Linked DNA regions of Homo sapiens: region 1 is linked to region 2. A link is an interaction called in ENCODE POLR2A ChIA-PET data of the cell type or tissue named here. Cell type or tissue: HepG2. All regions are shown on one strand. Each heading gives the region's core, and the rest is flanking DNA. Links, peaks and the distances in the headings are about the cores only.

What was found. ChIA-PET counts read pairs that join two places held together with the same protein. Peaks named below come from ENCODE experiments on the same cell type or tissue, not always from the same donor. Only the 100,000 strongest peaks of a DNase experiment are listed, where the experiment ranks them.
Region 1: POLR2A ChIA-PET joins it to region 2 with 5 read pairs; 4 of 35 experiments call an interaction of 5 or more read pairs at or near these places.

Annotation. Positions count from the first base shown.
Region 1 is chr22:42,406,518-42,414,843 of GRCh38, forward strand. NFAM1 (NFAT activating protein with ITAM motif 1) reads right to left here. Exons shown (of 6, transcript NM_145912.8): 2 at 4,890-5,219; 3 at 2,918-3,030. Among named protein-coding and RNA genes, the nearest start is that of NFAM1, 22 kb to the right of the region's middle. In HepG2, for the core only: no CTCF peak of the experiment used is centred there; a DNase peak (open chromatin) is centred at 4,874; H3K27me3 peaks cover 2,531 bases.
Region 2 is chr22:42,158,552-42,166,877 of GRCh38, forward strand. TCF20 (transcription factor 20) reads right to left here. Exons shown (of 6, transcript NM_001378418.1): 6 at 1,462-2,807. Among named protein-coding and RNA genes, the nearest start is that of CYP2D6, 32 kb to the left of the region's middle. In HepG2, for the core only: no CTCF peak of the experiment used is centred there; no DNase peak of the experiment used is centred there.

The sequences.
Region 1 (8,326 bases), core at 274-8,273, 250 kb after region 2:
TCCTGGGACACCCCATGCCCGCTTCTGCCTCAGAGCACCTGCATCCACTATTCTCCCACTGGCACGCCCAGCCCTGATGTGCACCTGCCTCCCTCATTCCAGGTGCTTCTCCATTCCCATGCCGACCTCCCTTCACATTGCTGAGTTTCCCCCAATAATTATCCCATCTGATATATACGACCTACTCACTGGGTGGTGCATCGTCGGTCTCGCCTCAACAGGAATGCCAATTTAATGAAAACAGATTTCCTTTCTTTTCTTTTTCCTTTTTTTTTGAGACAGAGTCTCACTCTGTCGCCCAGGCTGGAGTGCAGTGGTGCCATCTCGGCTCACTGCAACCTCCACCTCCCAGGTTTAGGTGATTCTCTTGCCTCAGGCTTCTAAGTAACTGGGACTACAGGCGTGTGACCACCACACCCGGCTAATTTTTTGTATCTTTAGTAGAGACAGGGTTTCACTGTGTTAGCCAGGATGGTCTCGGTCTCCTGACCTTGTGATCTGCCTGCCTCGGCCTCCCAAAGTGCTGGGATTACAGGCATGAGCCACCGCACCCGGACCTTCCTCTTTTTTTTTTTTTTTTTAGATGGAGTCTCGCTGTGTTGCCCAGGGGCTGGAGTGCAGTGGCGCCATCTCAACTCACTAAAATCTCTGCCTCCTGGGTTCAAGCTATTCTCCTGCCTCAGCCTCCTGAGTAGCTGGGATGACAAGCATGTGCCACAATACCCAGCTAGTTTTTGTATTTTTAGTAGAGATGGGGTTTTGCTATGTTGGCCAAGCTAGTCTTGAACTCCTGGCCTCAAGTGATCCGCCTGTCTCGGCCTCCCAAAGTGCCAGGATTACAAGCATAAGCCACCGCACCCAGCCTTTTATTTATTTTTCTTGAGACTGTCGCCCAGGCTGGAGTGCACTGGTGTGATCTCAGCTCACTGCAACCTCCACCTCCCGGGTTCAAGCAATTCTCCCACTTCAGCCTCCCAAGTAGCTGGGATTACAGGCGCCTACCACCACACCTGGCTAATGTTTTTGTATTTTTAGTAGAGATGGGGTTTCACCACGGGGGTCAGGCTGGTCTCAAACTTTCTTTCTTTTTTGAGATGGTCTCCCTCTGTCGCTCAGGCTGGAGTGCAGTGGTGTGATCACAGCTCACTGCAGCTTTGACCTCCTGGGCTCAAGCGATCCTTCCACCTCAGCCTTCCAAGTAGCCCAGGACCACAGGTGCATGCTACCATGACTGGCTAATTTTTTAAAATGTTTTGTAGAGATGGGGTCTCTCTCTGTTACCCACGCTGATATTGAACTCCTAAGCTCAGGAAATCCTCCTGCCTCAGTCTTCTAAAGTGCTGGAATTACAGGTGTGAGCCACCATACCTGGCAGACAGATTTCTCTTTTTTTTTTTTTTTTTTTTTTGAGACTTAGTCTTGCTTTGTCACCCAGGCTGAAGTGCAGTAGTGTAATCTCACTACAACCTCCGCCTCGCAGGTTCAAGCAATTCTCCTGCCTCAGCCTCTGGGATTACAGGCACCTGCCAATGCACCCAGCTAATTTTTGTATTTTTAGTAGAGATGGGATTTTGCCATGTTGGCCAGGCTGGTCTCGAACTCCTGACCTCAAGTGATCCACCCACCTCGGCCTCCCAAAGTGCTGGTATTACAGGCATGAGCCACCGTGCTCAGCCTCAGATAGAGATTTCTTGATTTCAGTTTGGTCATTGCTGTATCCCTGGTGCCTAGAACAGGGCCTGGAATGTAGGTTTTCAGTGTTTGTTGAATGAATGAACACATAAATTCCCGTGGAAGAGAGCTCTTCTCTGGGTGTGGGTAGGGTCTTGGCCTTCAGATGCAGGGGCTGAGCCTTTTTTGACCCAGGGAGACCCCAATGATGGTGCCAGTGTTCACGCCTCACACCCAGGGCTGTTGCTGACTCAGCTGCCCCCAGGCTTGGCCCCGAAGGTCCCCGGAGGGTGGAGCAGTAGCCTGAGCTGCTAACAGCAGCCTCTGACGAGCCCTGACCCATCAGCTTTGCACCCCTGAGCCTGGGAGAACCTGGTACCCGCTGGGCACTGCATCCTTTCACTCAGCATGCTGTCTGAGCACCACCATGTGCTGGGCAAGGAGCCCCTGAACAAGACTGCCTCGGCCTCTGGCCTCCTGGCACTTGCTGCCAGGCAGGGAGGGTGGGCCAGCATCGAACAGGAATCCATAGGGCTGGGTGATGATGAGCATGAGGGGAGCCCCAGCAGAGAGGTTCCCTCCCCAGGCAGGTGCCACCCACAGTGTGAGCAGGAGCCGTCCAGGTGAGGAAATGGACCAAGCCACCCCATCCTGCACTCTAGCCCTGACTGCAGTACACTTACTATGCGACCCTGGGCAAATCACAACGTCTCTGAGCCTGACCTTCCAGAGCTGTGAAATGGGAAAAAACCTCGTCATGGAGCTATGCTGGAGGGTGTTTGGGAGGGTGTGTGGGAGGGTGTGTGGGAGGGTTGCTGGAGGGCGTGCGAGAGGGCGAGTGGGAGGGTGTGTGGGAGAGCACCTGTGTGAGTGGCTGGTAGCCCCTTCATCCCTTCCAGCCTGCTGGGATCAAGAAAACCTGAGCAGGGATTCCCTAATCTGGGGAGCTAGAAATGGTAGGCAGGAGGGCCTGCAGCCTCTCCCAGGTTCTCAGAGGGACATGGGACCTGGGAAAGCCTGCAGAGCCCTGGTTTCTTGCAACAAGATCAAAAGGCACCCCATGGCAGCACAGGGAGTGGCACAGGAGGGATGCCCCCAGCCCTGGTGCAAGGGGCCACGAGGGCCACCTGTTACAGATGTGGATGTGCCCTCACCAGGGCCCACCAAACGCCCTGCAGAGGGCAGGCGGGCAGCCGGTGGCGTGTCGGGTGGAGGGGCTGCATGGCTGTGAGCACTGATCCCGTACCTTGTTCCAGAGCAGCAGGGCCGTGCCCACTACACTCAGGACACTCAGGAGGCCGGTGAAGCCAAAGAGCAGGAGCTTCTGTGGACTCTGCGGGGGCTCTCGGTACCCTGCGTCTAGGAGGAAGCGCAGGGGAGCAGAGGGGTCAGTGACCCAGGAGAAAGCGGGGCACACACACCTGATGTTCTCCCTCACTCAGGACCCTGTTTTCAATGCTACCCCGCCAACACGCTCCACACCCCACTAGGCCCCCTGGGAGCCAGGGTTCGGGCCTTCATTGTCCCCTCACTCCTTTTCATGCTCACTGCCTTGCTTCTCTGTAAGGACAGGGGCCATTTGCTCTTCCGGTGCCCCTGCCCCCGTGACCTGGCTCCCCTGTGGGCTGCTTGTAGGGCCCTGAGCGAGATGTCTCCCCTCTCGGGGCCTCTTCTTTTCCCTGTGTGAGGTGGTGATAATACGGGTGGATGTGGCTAGGGCTGAAGGAGGCGGATTTATCCTGGGACTGACAGGGGGCTGCACCCAGGCTAGGTGAGGCCCAGCCCTCCTACCCCATGCCATCCCCAGTCCCTCCTGCTGGCATCCAGTCCTCCTTCCCCTCACCCCATCCATCCATCCGACTGGCAAAAACACACGGAGTGCCAACCACATGCCAGGCACATGAGCATGATTTCCCCAGCACTGCCTATTGTCAGCCACCAGCCCATATGGGCACCATCTCCTTCAACCTCATCCAAGTCCTTGGAAGGCAGAGGATCGCCATGAAGACCAGGCCCAAGATCACATCGGGCAAGCAGCAGGACAGAGGTTCAAACCCAGGTCTATGGGATTCCGAAGCCCCCAGCTCCTTCCAGGGGATCGCAGAGGTAGGTCAGAGAATCAGGGCTTTGGTGATGGGCTCACTCATAACTTTTGGGATCATCACTCCTTTGAGAATGTGATGAAAACTGGCTGGGTGTGCTGGCTCATGCCTGTAATCCCAACACTCTTGGAGGCTGAGGTGGGCGGATCACTTGAGGTCAGGATTCGAGACCAGCCTGGCCAACATGGCGAAATCTTGTCTCTATTAAAAATACAAAAAGTAGCCAGGTGTGGTGGTGGACATCTGTAATCCCAGGTACTTGGGAGGCTGAGGCATGAGAATCGCTTGAACCCAGGAGGCAGAGATTGCAGTGAGCCAAGATTGGGCCAGTGCACTTCAGCCTGGGTGACAGAGCGAGACTCTGTCTCAAAAAAAAAAAAAAAGAGAGAGCATGATGAAAACTAAAGATCTGTCTCTGGAAAGGTGTATTATACATGAGCCAAGTGCTCACATACACGAGGCCCCCACAAATACATACATGCACATACCTAGTTCTGCAGAAGTTCCCCCACCATGATGCCCATGGCACACTGAGACCAAGGGCCCAAGGGAGCTCTTTTAGGTCACCTGCCAGCGGCGTTCAGGAGCAGATCTGCATGCCCGGCCCTGCCCTTTCCACACCCAGATGGAGCCCTGGCACAGCCGTAGGCCGGGGCTCCCTGAAGTGGGTCTGCCTGCTTTGCCAATGCTGGTAGACAAGGCAAACCATTCTCTATTTCTTTTCTTTTCTTTTTTTTTTTTTTTTTTTTTTGAGATGGAGTTTTGCTCTTGTCACCCAGGCTGGAGTGCAATGGTGCGATCTAGGCTCACTGCAACTTCCCATCCTGGGTTCAAGAAATTCTTATGCCTCAGCCTCCTGAGTAGCTGGGATTACAGGCACCTGCCACCATGCCCAGCTAATTTTTGTGTTTTTAGTAGAGACGGGGTTTCACCATGTTGGCCAGGCTGGTCTCGAATCCCTGACCTCAGGTGATCCACCCGCCTCAGCCTCCCAAAGTGCTGGGATGTGTGAGCCACTGCGCCTGGCCCCATTCTCTATTTCCGATCCAAAGTCCCAAACTGCCATTTGAAACCTCTGTGTCCTTTGCCCTGGAAGAGCCACAGAGGAAGCCTTACCTCTGACCAGGATGAAGGTGCCGCTGCCTCTCACCGTGGAGTGTGGCCAGTGGACAGAGCAGTAGTAGGTGCCAGTGGCCGATGCTCCCGGCAGCACAAGGGTGACCTGGCAGTCCAGGGTGTGGCTCTGGTTCTCTGTGCCCAGTCCAGGGTGGCAGTTTGTTGGCTTCTTAGGGCTCCTCTGTCCCTGGAGATCTTCATGAAAGTAGCTGACTGTGAAAACCTTGAATTGGGGAGTGTATGGATAGGTGATCCTGCAGCTGAAGGAGATAGCTGTGTTGGCCAGGGAGGCCATGATGGGCAGGCCGGTGTGGGTCACTGACTGTCCTCCTGGAGGGGAAGCAAAGGGAGAGAGCAACAGGTCACTTGAGGCTGCCTCAGTCCCACCCACTTGCCTGTTAAGGCTCACGACCGGGTGCGGTGGCTCACACCTGTAATTCCAACACTTTGGGAGGCCGAGGCAGGCGGATCACTGGAGGTCAGGAGTTCAAGACTAGCCTGGCCAACATGGTGAAACCCCGTCTCTACTAAAAATACAAAAATTAGCCAGGCTAACTTTTTTATGCCCATAACCCCAGCACTTTGGGAGGCTAAGGTGGGCCGATCACCTGAGGTCAGGAGTTTGAGACCAGCCTGGCCAACATGGCAAAACCTGTCTCTATTAAAAATACAAAGATTAGCCAGGTGTGGTAGTGTATGCCTGTAATCCCAGCTACTCGGGAGACTGACGCAGGAGAATCGCTTGAACCTGGGAGGCTGAGGTTGCAGTGAGCAGAGATCATGCCACTGCACTCTAGCCTGGGCGACAAGAGCAAGAGTCCGTCTCAGAAAAAAAAAAAAGAAAGACAAGTCTCGTGCATCGTGTGAGCTTACCTCTGCAGGTGCAGCCCCTACCTCTCCTGCACTTGCTGTGTGCCGGAGTTGTGCCAAGCATATTACGCACACCACTCTACCTCTCCTAATATACCCCAAGGCAAAGTGAGAGCCCCTGTTTTATGAAGAAGAAGAGTCTGAGGGTCAGGGAGTTGAAGCACTTAGCTCCAGATTCCTCAGCAGGTAGAGAGTGGAGCTACAACCCCATCCAGGGCTGGGGAACACCAGAGCCTGCGCTCCCAACCCCTCTTCTTCCCAAAGGCCAAGAGGCCACCTGGGATCAAAGCACAGGCCTGAGAAGAGAGAAAGCTGGTGATGGATGAGAAATAAAGAAGGAGGCAGGAAAACAAAATAAAGAAACCCAAGCGTTTCCTGGCGGTAGACAGAGAGGGAGGCAGGTCTGCCCACAGTTCTCCCCGTGCCAAAGTAAGGAGGCATTCAGGCAGCGGGAGACACAAACCTCTCCCGGACTCTGGGCTCGGAGAGGATTTGTCAGGTTTTTTACAGTATAACAGGCAACATCCTGAGAGCAGTTTTTCCAACAACGCAGAGGTGCTCCACGTGGGGCCATTTCGGCTGTGATCATGATGTCAATGACCATGACAAAGCCAGTTTTGTAGGAGCCACCCCTCCCCCCACTCATCAGAGGCACCTCAGAAAACAGTTTGAAAATTCCCAAAGCAGCAGCCCTGCCTGGGGGGCTCTAACCCCTGCTGCAGGCCTCTGAGATGCTGTTTGGATCCTGGGCTGGGGGCAGCAGCCGCCCCCTGCCCCAGACTTCAGCTGCACAGGCCCCTCGGCTTTAGCGCTCCTGGGTTCTCCAGGCCCCTCCTTCTCCAGCAGCTGAGCAGCAGACAGTTCTAAATTGAGGTCGGCAGCCAGCAGCCAAGAACATGCAGGCCGGATTGTTAATCGGGAGAAGATCGTGTCTTTGAGATGCTCAGAGGAGCCGCAAGATTTATTTTATTGGGGAAAGAGAGGTGTGGGCCCTGCCTGTGGTGTGGGGCTGGAGGGAGGCCAGGCTCATCTCTTCCCAGGTCTCTTCAGTTCAGCTCTGAGCCAGAGCTCTGGGAAGGGGGTCCCAAAGGGAGGCCAGCCTTCTGGAAGATGCGGGAACAGAGATGGAGTTGGCCCTGTGCGTCAGTTAATCCCTCAAAATTCTGGCAATGCTGATATTTTGAGCTTCCTGTTGAGCCACTAAAGAGACACCCCCAGGCTGGGCAGGGTGGCTCATGCCTGTAATCCTAGCACTTTGGGAGGCCGAGGCGGGTGGATTGCTTGAGGCCTGGAGTTCGAGACCAGCCTGGCTAACATGGTGAAACCCCGCCTCTACTAAAAATACAAAAAAAGAAAAAAAAATCAGGAGCCGCGGTGGCTCAGGCCTGTTGTCCTGTCACATAAGAAGGCAAGGCCAGGCATTTGAGACCAGCCTGGACAACACAGAAAGCCCTCATCTATATAACAACAATAATAACAACAACAACAAAAATTTGGCCAGGGCTGTTGGCTCATGCCCGTAATCCCAGCACTTTGGGAAGCCAAGGTGGGCAGATCTCTTGAGGTCAGGAGTTCAAGATCAGTTTGGCCAACATGGCAAAACCCCGTCTCTACTAAAAATAAAAATATTAGCCAGGTGTGGTGGTGGGCACCTGTAATCCCAGCTACTCAGGAGGCTGAGGCAGGAAAATCGCTTGAATCTGGGAGGTGGAGGTTGCAGTGAGCCAAGATCGCGCCACTGCACTCCAGCCTGAATGACAGAGCAAGACTTCGTCTCAAAAAAAACAAAAAGAAGAAAGAAAGAAAAAGAGAGACACACCCTCCCTCAAAGAACTAAAGGCACTCACAGTTCCAGGGAATCGACTCACATGTCGGCAGTCACAGTGGGTTCGACTTGTAATTGACATAACGACACTCGCTTGTGAAATGTCATTCCAGGGAGCTGGCACCCGGGCCCCCTCCAGGGCTCCCCTCTGGTGGACGGAGCAGGGGGGATTTTACCCTGGACTTTGTATCTCCGGACTCTACTGCAGGATTGCTGCTGTTTAATGATAACATTACATTCATTTTGTCATAAAACTAAGAGCCTTGCTTCAGGGCACGGACTTATCCGAGATGGGACAGGGGCAGGGTAGGCATATAGAGATGGGGGCTGTTATATTGTCCCCCAGGGACCCAGGTGGGCTGGGATGGTGGCGCGTGTCTGTAATCCCAGCTACTCAGGAGCCAAAGCAGAAGGACCTCTTGAAGCCAGGAGTTCAAGGCCAGCCTGGGCATCAAATTTTTTTTTTTTTAAATTAAAAAAATTTTTTTTTAGAGACAAGAGGGGTAGAGTGAACCACAAATGACATCACCACCGACCCTGCCCAGCAGCCCTGCACAGCACTCACAGGCCACTGCCCCCTCTGTGTACCTACCCTGTGGCCCCCTCGACCTGTGACCTCCATATCCTCACCCGGGGCCTCCTGCTCCTCCTCACAGTGTATCTAAGAGGCCACTCCAGGGGGAGGGCAGATACACTGTCAGCACCATGAAACCTTCCTGCTTGTCCTGGGCAGGAAGACTTC
Region 2 (8,326 bases), core at 60-8,059:
TGAACAGTGGGACACGGAGGATCCCTGGAGCAGTGAAACTACTCTGGATCATGGTGCGTCCTCGTCTTTTTGAGACAGGATTTTGCTGTCACCCAGGCTGAAGTGTGGTGGCGCGATCACGACTCACTGTAGCCTCGACCTCCTGGGCTCAAGTGATCCTCCCATCTCAGCCTCCCAAGTAGCTGAGACTACAGGCATGCACCATCATGCCTGGCTAATTTTTGTATTTTTATGTAGAGATGGGGTTTCGCCATGTTGCCCAGGCTGTTCTCGAACTCAAGCGATACACCCACCTGAGCCTCCCAAAATGCTGGGATTATAGGCGAGAGCCACCACGCCCTGCCAGATCCAGGTCTTTATACATTTGTCAAAGGCCATAAAATGTACACCACCGGGAGTGGCCCCTAGTATAAACTATGGACTTTGGGTGAAAACAGTATGCCAACTCTGGTTGGGATGTTGATAGAGGGAAAGGTATGCATACGGGGGGAAGGGGTTATATGGGAACTGTCTGTACCGTCAGCTTAATCCTTCTGTGAACATAAAACTACTTTAAAAAAATCAATTAAGACAAACACTAAAGGAACTAAAAGGCACTTGAGCAGTTGAGGAGAACTGCAGAAGCCAGAAACTGGAGTCAGGAGGCATGCGTGTATCACTGCCACTCCCCAGTGAAGGTCATTACTGAAGCCAATTTAAGGAAAGACCTAGAACAATCACAAGTGCTCCACTCAGGCAAATCAAAAGGGGACAAAAGAATAAAAGACAAAATGACAAACATTTGCTGTCAGGAAAATATTTTCCTCAAGATACATATTTTTCAAGTTTTGTGGTTTAGCCCTTGACACCTGAAGTCTATCCATTTCATTTTAACTGTATTAATGCCAAGTCAAGACCAGAATGAGACAACAACTAGCTCAAAAAAGCCATCATTTCTGTGCAGGTCCTGTTCAGTTGCCTAAGCTTGGTCCTACGGCCGGCACGGCGCACCCACCCACACCTCCATCCTGGCGGAGTGAAATGAGAAATGGACTGCTTGATGTAGCCATTAAAATACAATTAATCTGCCATTTCTGCTGCCCCAAATTGATGAACACAGAACTCATTTATAATTGCTTATTTCTGCTTCACAATATTCCTTCCAGTATTTCCATTCTCTAAAAAAGTCCATTAACATTCCATTATTTTTTTATAACCCTTAATGTTGATTGGAAATATGTCTTCATATCAACTTGAGTAAATCTGACTGTCCCCATACACTGGCCACACTCCACCTGCCCAGAGGAGTGGCAGAAGAACCCTATATTTTGTTTGCTTCCCGGCTGCGTGGCCATCGAGAGGCCAGGAATGGGACAGACAGGTTCTGATCATGGCCTCCTCTGGAGAACCAGAGCTACCCTTTGGGGGTTAGAATGGGAGAAGGAAGAGACGCATTCACTTTAAAGTAAACAGAAGAGGAAACAAGGTTAAAATGAAGTTTATTATTTTTTTGATTTTTTGATTTTTTTTGTTTTTTGTTTTTTTAAATAAAACTGTTTGTGAAACAGCTATTTTATCCCCATGGCAGAGTGACCCCTGAAAGATGCACTAACCCCTTCTTAAGGCCATAACAAGATTTTTTTGTACTTTTTTCTTTTTTTAAAACTCAGATATTTAAAAATTATACAATTTACAAAACAAAACAACACAACATAAAGAATCACGTAGCATGGGGCTGCCTATCTGACAGGTCCTCTTTTCCTTTATAAAAATGAAAGCAAAAAGAAAAAGGGGTTAAATGGGTGTTCCTGGTCAGCTTAACCCACTCTGATCACAGCGACAGTCCCTCCCCGTCCCTGCCTACAGCTCACACTGCCAGCTCTGGCAACACAGGCCTGGACCTCCTCCCATCCCCACGGGTCCCTGTGGGTCAGGGCACAGCTGCCTGGAATGTGCTGAGGACAGGGGGCCCCAGAGGAGGGTCATCCCTTGATTTTGCTGCTGCTGTGTACACTTGATGGGGTCCTTGAGGTCCTCACCAGCCACAGTGACCCAGGACACAGCTATGACCTCAGGCATCTGCCAATTTCACCCCCAAAAAGAAAAAATTAAAAAAAAAAAACCATAAATAAATAGTGTTTCTGGAAATGAAAAAAAATTTATTTTTGTGTTTAAACATCATTCCCCTACTCTTGAAAACATGGACCATCCCTGTATTTCCCCCTCCCCCAAAACCTTCCCACTTTGAGACAAATTAATGACAAAAGGATGGTTCTGCTGTGGTTTGCTTTTTCAATCCTGGGTCTAGTGTTTTCTGAACTGGTGTGAGACAGGCTAAAGATCAACGCCACACACACACCCCGTCCTTCATGAGATGAGGGTTTGTTCAGTTCAATCTCACATTTAAATTTCACTTGTCATCGGAACAAATTTGGAGATCTTTAACGAGATAATTTTAAAACAGAATCAAAAGGGATAGCGCACCTTTCATTTAAACAAAGTCTTTCCAGACTAAAAATAGATTTATATATATATATTTATCCCTCCCTTTTAATTCCCCCCACCCTTTCCCCATCATCCCACCCCTCCCCCCTCCCCCCACATTGTCACTATGGAGATTGTGTCCATGGAAACAGCCATTCCAACGTCTTGGGTCTTTCTTTCCTGTGGTGTCACTGGTTTGAGTGTGATGTGAGAACTTAAGGAAGTGCTGGCATGGGCAGGCACGCGGGCGGGGCGGGGCGGGGCAGGGCAGGGTGTGGCTGCACGGTAGGACGATTTCCATTCCATCACGAGTGTCCACCACCTTCTCATCTCCACAGTCTCACCTGGAAGACAAGGGACACACAGTGAAGGCCAGGAGCCTCCACAGGGTCCACCACCAACAGCCGCTGTTCCGTGGTACCCCTGGGAGCTTTCAGCAGGGAGCCTGCACTCACGCCCCTCTGCAGATGTGCTGCTGATATGGGACACACCCGAGACCAATGCCAGGGCCACTGTGTGGCTCTGGATCTGGAATGTGATTAAAGGCAGCAATGACCTAGTGGGGGTGCTGGGGTTGGACTCTGAGGGCTCCTCAGGGCATGTCTGCCTTCCTAGTGCATAAAGGAACCAGTACAGCAGAGAACTCCCTGACCTCAGGGCAGGCCCCACTTGTGGGGCAGCTGGTGGGGTTTTGCCAGTGTCAGGACCCCAGTTGTGACTGAAACCTACAGTACCTGGTCAATCTGTGGAAGAAACTTCTCGAAGTCCAGCCTTTTAGGACAGTTTCACAGCTGCCTCTAGTCAACACAGCTAGTTGTTTGTTTTTGAGACAAGACATCGCTCTGTCGCCTTGGCTCCCTGCAGCCTTGACCTCCTGGGCTCAAGCAATCCTCCCACCTCAGCCTTCCAAGTAGCTGGGACTACAGGTACACGCCACCATGCTTGGCTAATGACAGTCTTTTTTTTTTTTTTTTTTTTTTTTTTTTGAGACAGTCTTGCTCTATTGCCCAGACTGGAGTGTAGTGGTGTGCTCTTGGCTCACTGCAGCCTCTGCCCCCTGGGTTCAAGTGATTCTTGTGCCTCAGCCTCCCAAATAGCTGGGATCACAGGTGCACGCCACCACACCCGGCTAATTTTTGTATTTTTAGGAGAGATGTGGTTTTGCCATGTTAGGCTGGTCTAGAACTCCTGGCCCCAGCTGATCTGCCCACCTCGGCCTCCCAAAGTGTTGGGATTACAGGCGTGAGCCACTACACCTGGCCCACAGTCAGTTCTTCATGCTTAAAAAGAACACTCTTCCCATGGCCTCTAACAGGGAGGGCAGGTTTTCTGAGGCTCAGACAGAGCTGGACTATGTTAATCCTTTCGACCTCTCAGGAACCTGAGACCCCTAGGTCTCCCATCCCCAGGCTGGAGGGCTTCTCTCCTCTTCCAGCCCATGTGCAGAAGGGGATTCTGATGGCCCACGTAGGACAGATGGATTGTACCAAAGGTCCCTGTGGAACGCTTCATGGGCCATCTGATGTGGAAAGGTCTCAAAGACAAACAGCAGTTTCCTAGGAATCAGTCCAGTAAAATTTCACCAGAAGCCAGAAGTGGTGGCAGCCTTGCCCCTCCTTCACTTGCTATCTGCCAATCACTGTGCTTAAGACTGTCACTGGGGCTCACCTAACTGCTTCCTCAAGACCAATTTGGTGCCCTCCCCTGACAAACCCCAAGAACCCAAGTGTCACCAGCCCTTTCTGCTTCCATAAAGTTCACACACGCAGAACTGCTAAGGCGGCTGGGGCCTGCGGGAGCTAAGATTGAGCTGTTCCCAAGCACGTACATGCACATGCTCTTGCCCAAGGAGGTTCCTGACTACTTGGCAGAAAACACCAATAAGCAGGAACACACACAGAGGCCATGGCACAACATCACCACAGACAAGTAAAAGCAAGCCCTGGGAATGCAGGCCAGCAGTTGAGCTAATGGGCACCTACCTCCAAGAACACAGAAGGGTGTCATCTTGTTGGGGCTGCAGGATGCCCGTGTGAATCAAGGCCAATGCCCACACGTACCCTGCCAGGCTCTGCTCAAGGAGGGGACAGGGCAGGGTTTGCCCTCTTTACCAATACACAGCAGTCTTGGGCCTGCACCCCAATCTTGCTCATTACTCAGAAGAACAGGACCCCACACCAGCTCCCCAGTGAAGAATGAAGCACATGTCAGCAGCCAGGGTCTGCCTGGCCAGTTGGCTCTGCGAGCTGCTACTTGTGGGCCCCTCCCTGGGGCGCGTGGTGGCCCAGGCAGCGGCAGTTCCTCAGCACCTGCAGCCTGGGGCTCTGCCCTCTATAGCCTTCGTGTTCCTCAGGTCTGATGACTAGACCAGCCCAAACACACGATATCCTGAATGTAATGGGACCCTAACTTTTCAAGAGTTACTTTAAAAAAGTTGTTCCTTCAGTAGGGAAATTAGGAAGGAAGGAAAATTCTCTAAGCACTATGTGCCAGGCCCTGGGCTAGAAGCTTTACAGATATTATATCACAGTAACGTGGATCTGCCTGACCCCCATCTTCAAGAGAGCTAAAGCTCAGGAAGGCGACACATGTAGCCCAAAGCGACGTGGCCAGAGGTGGGACTGGGGCTTTCCCAACTGGGCCCTAGGGGCTGCGTATGCTAGGGCATGGGGTGTGGCTGAGAGACGGCTGGGTCCCCGACAGTGAGCCTGGGAGCAGCCCTGGTGCCAGCCAGCCTGAGCAGCAGGAGCGACCTGCCGCCCCTGTGCTGAAGACTGTGAATTCTCTTTTAAAGAACATCACCTTGCTCCCCAGCTGCCAGCATCCAGGGTTTCGTCTTGGGCCAACACCTTCCCAGGCTCCCTCACTTGTTCCCTCCCTTCCCTTCTCGCTCACACTGTCCTTTCTGCTCCCCTTTGGCCTCATCCGTGGCCTGAACCCGGGACGCCATCCTCGCGTCCTTCCACATCAGACTCCAAGCCTGCCTTTCCCAACTGCAGCAAAAACTCATCATCTCAACACCACTCACCCTGGCCAGGATTCGCCCAGAGCCCATTTCCTCATTTCTAAAACAGACACTAATTCCGACTAGAGAGGGAGGATATGAAGGGAAACCTAATTCTGAATCTATACTGATTAAGGGCACCGATGGTCAGGGTCCAAGAGCCCTTTTTTCCCTGGGATGCACTCATTTCTTTCTTTTTTTTTTTTTTTTTTTTGAGATGGAGTCTCACTCTGTCGTCCAGGCTGGAGTGCAGTGGCACGATCTCAGCTCACTGCAAGCTCCACGTCCCGGGTTCATGCCATTCTCCTGCCTCAGTCTCCCGAGTAGCTGGGACTACAGGCGCCCACCACCACGCCCGGCTAATTTTTTGTATTTTTAGTATTTTAGTGTTTTAATTTTTTGTATTTTTGTATTGTTAGCCAGGATGGTCTCGATCTCCTGACCTCGTGATCTGCCCGCCTCCCAAAGTGCTGGGATTATAGGCGTTAGCCACTGTGCCCGGCCTGGGATGCACTCATTTCTTTAACACAGACTCACTTGGCACTAGCATAGTTACATGCCCCGCTCTGGGCTAGGCTTTGATGGTGCAAAGACAGACGTGGTCCCTGCCCTAATGGAGCTTACAGTCTAGTGGAGAGACAGGTAGTAAACAAGTAAATGATCTGAAATTGTGGTGATGCTAGGATGGCTGCAAGCGAGGAGGGGGGCAATGGAGACAAGGATTTAGAAAGGGAAAGGCTTCTCTGAGGAAGTAGGATTTAAGCTGAGACCCAGGAGATGGGAGCCTGTTTTCAACATGAAGATGGGGAGCCAAAGTGTTTCCAGCACAAGGAACTGTGTGTGCAGAAGCCCAGAGGAAGGAAGCCTGGTCCCTGAGGAGCTGGAGGCAGCCAGGGGCCTGGAGAGTCACCTGAGACTTCCATAGGGCTCTGGAAGGCAAGGTGAGATGTCTGGGCTTTGTGTGGAAGATGACAAGAATCTCTGACGTAGAGAAGGGACAGGACTGGAGGGAGGCCTAATGAAGATTGCACTTGGCTGCTGAGCAGTGGCAGGGAGGCGGGCACTATAGCAGCCACAATGCCTGGGCTGGGGCTGGTGGGGAAGGAAAGTGGACAGACTCAGGCTCTCCTCTGGAGGTGTAACCCTGGACTGCCTCTGGACCAGTTTGGGGAAAGGGGAACTCTAGAATGTGACATTCATGCATACACACAAATGGACTGTGTGATGTCCAGCTCCAGGGGCAGGGGGGCCACGCCCCGTTCCCTGCCTTGCTCAGCGTCCATCCATGGCTGTTCTGTGCAGGGTACATAGCATCCAGGATGCAGCATTAGCCCTGATCAAGGTTATGCTTCCCATGTGCTGGACCACAGGGCCTGTTAGGGCAAGCTGGGGCCTCCTTGTTTAATTCACGACAGGAGGAAGAGCTGGGTATAGGGACTCCACTGTCAAAAGCCCTGCCAACCAATGACACAAGCCAGCAAGGCAACCCCCTTGGCACAAAGAGACAGTGGGCAACCACGGGCCTGCAGAAGGACTTTTCCCCTCCGCACTCCTGGCGAGGGTCAGGTACCAGATACCTCACAGGCTGGGAGGCAGGGGCGGCATCTTTTAACCCCAAGCCTTGGGTATTTTTTGCTATAAGAGACAGCTGCAGGGTCCAATCTGCTGCCTTGACCCCTCCAACTCCCAAGAGAAACCCACAGCTAGGCATGGCAGATCAACGGGCTGAGAGCCAGTGTGCTGTGCTGGCACTTAGAGACATTTCCCAATGGAATCTCAAAAGGTTGGCACTGCTATTCCTGTTTTTACAGAAGAAACCGAAGTACAGAGACATGGAGTAGTCTGATCTTAGTCACACAGCACCTATCATATCACTCTGTCAGAACATGGCGCACTAGGAGGCAGACACACACGCACATTCGCTGTCTGTTCCCTGCCTTGTCAGGGCACCCAATAATGGTGGCTCTCTGTCCCCAGCATGGGGCCCAAGATGAGTCCTCCTTTAGTCAGAGGTGTGATTCTATCCCCAGTCACCAGGGCTTCTACCACAAATGAAGGACGGTGACCACCCTCAATGTCACTGCTGAACTGGGAAACCAGGAAAAGCTATATGCCTTGTGGGAACAGCACATAAAAAACATTTCAGATGGACAGGACTGGATGCAGTGAGTCCATCCTCTCCCTCCAAGAGCTGAATGGAATGGTTCAACCTCAATGGACCTGAGACGACTCTCTTCAATGGGTGAGGCCACTTCATCACTGTGCTTCAACCCAGAAGGATGAAGCTCATTGTTCTGTTCAAGAGTTGGCCGGGCGCCGTGGCTCACGCCTGTAATCCCGGCACTTTGAGAGGTCAAGGCGGGAAGATCACTTGATGTCAGGAGTTCAAGGCCAGCCTGGGCAACATGGTGAAACCCCATCTCTACAAAAAATACAAAAATTAGCTGGGCGTGGTGGTGCACACCTGTAGTCCCAGCTACTCGGGAGGGCTGAGGCGGGAGAATCGCCTGAACCCCAGAGATGGAGGTTGCAGTGAGCCGAGATCGTGCCCCTGTACTCCAGCCTGGGCGACAAAGTGAGAATCCGTCTCCAAAAAAAAAAAAAAAAAGAGTCAAGGGCCCTGACAGCTAGGAAGGAAGGCCCAAGAATGACTAGAGAGGAACAGATGAACAAAATCCCCAGGAGATTTGTCCACCAGGCCCAGGGCCTGAACTTTCTTTTTCTCAAACACAGATGCAATTCCAGGACAAAAACAAAAAACACTTAAGCTCTTTCCTTAACCAGGTCTTCTAGGACACATTCCAGGAATACGCATCGTGGTCCCCTACAGAACTTGACTCTAACCATCTTGGCCTGTGC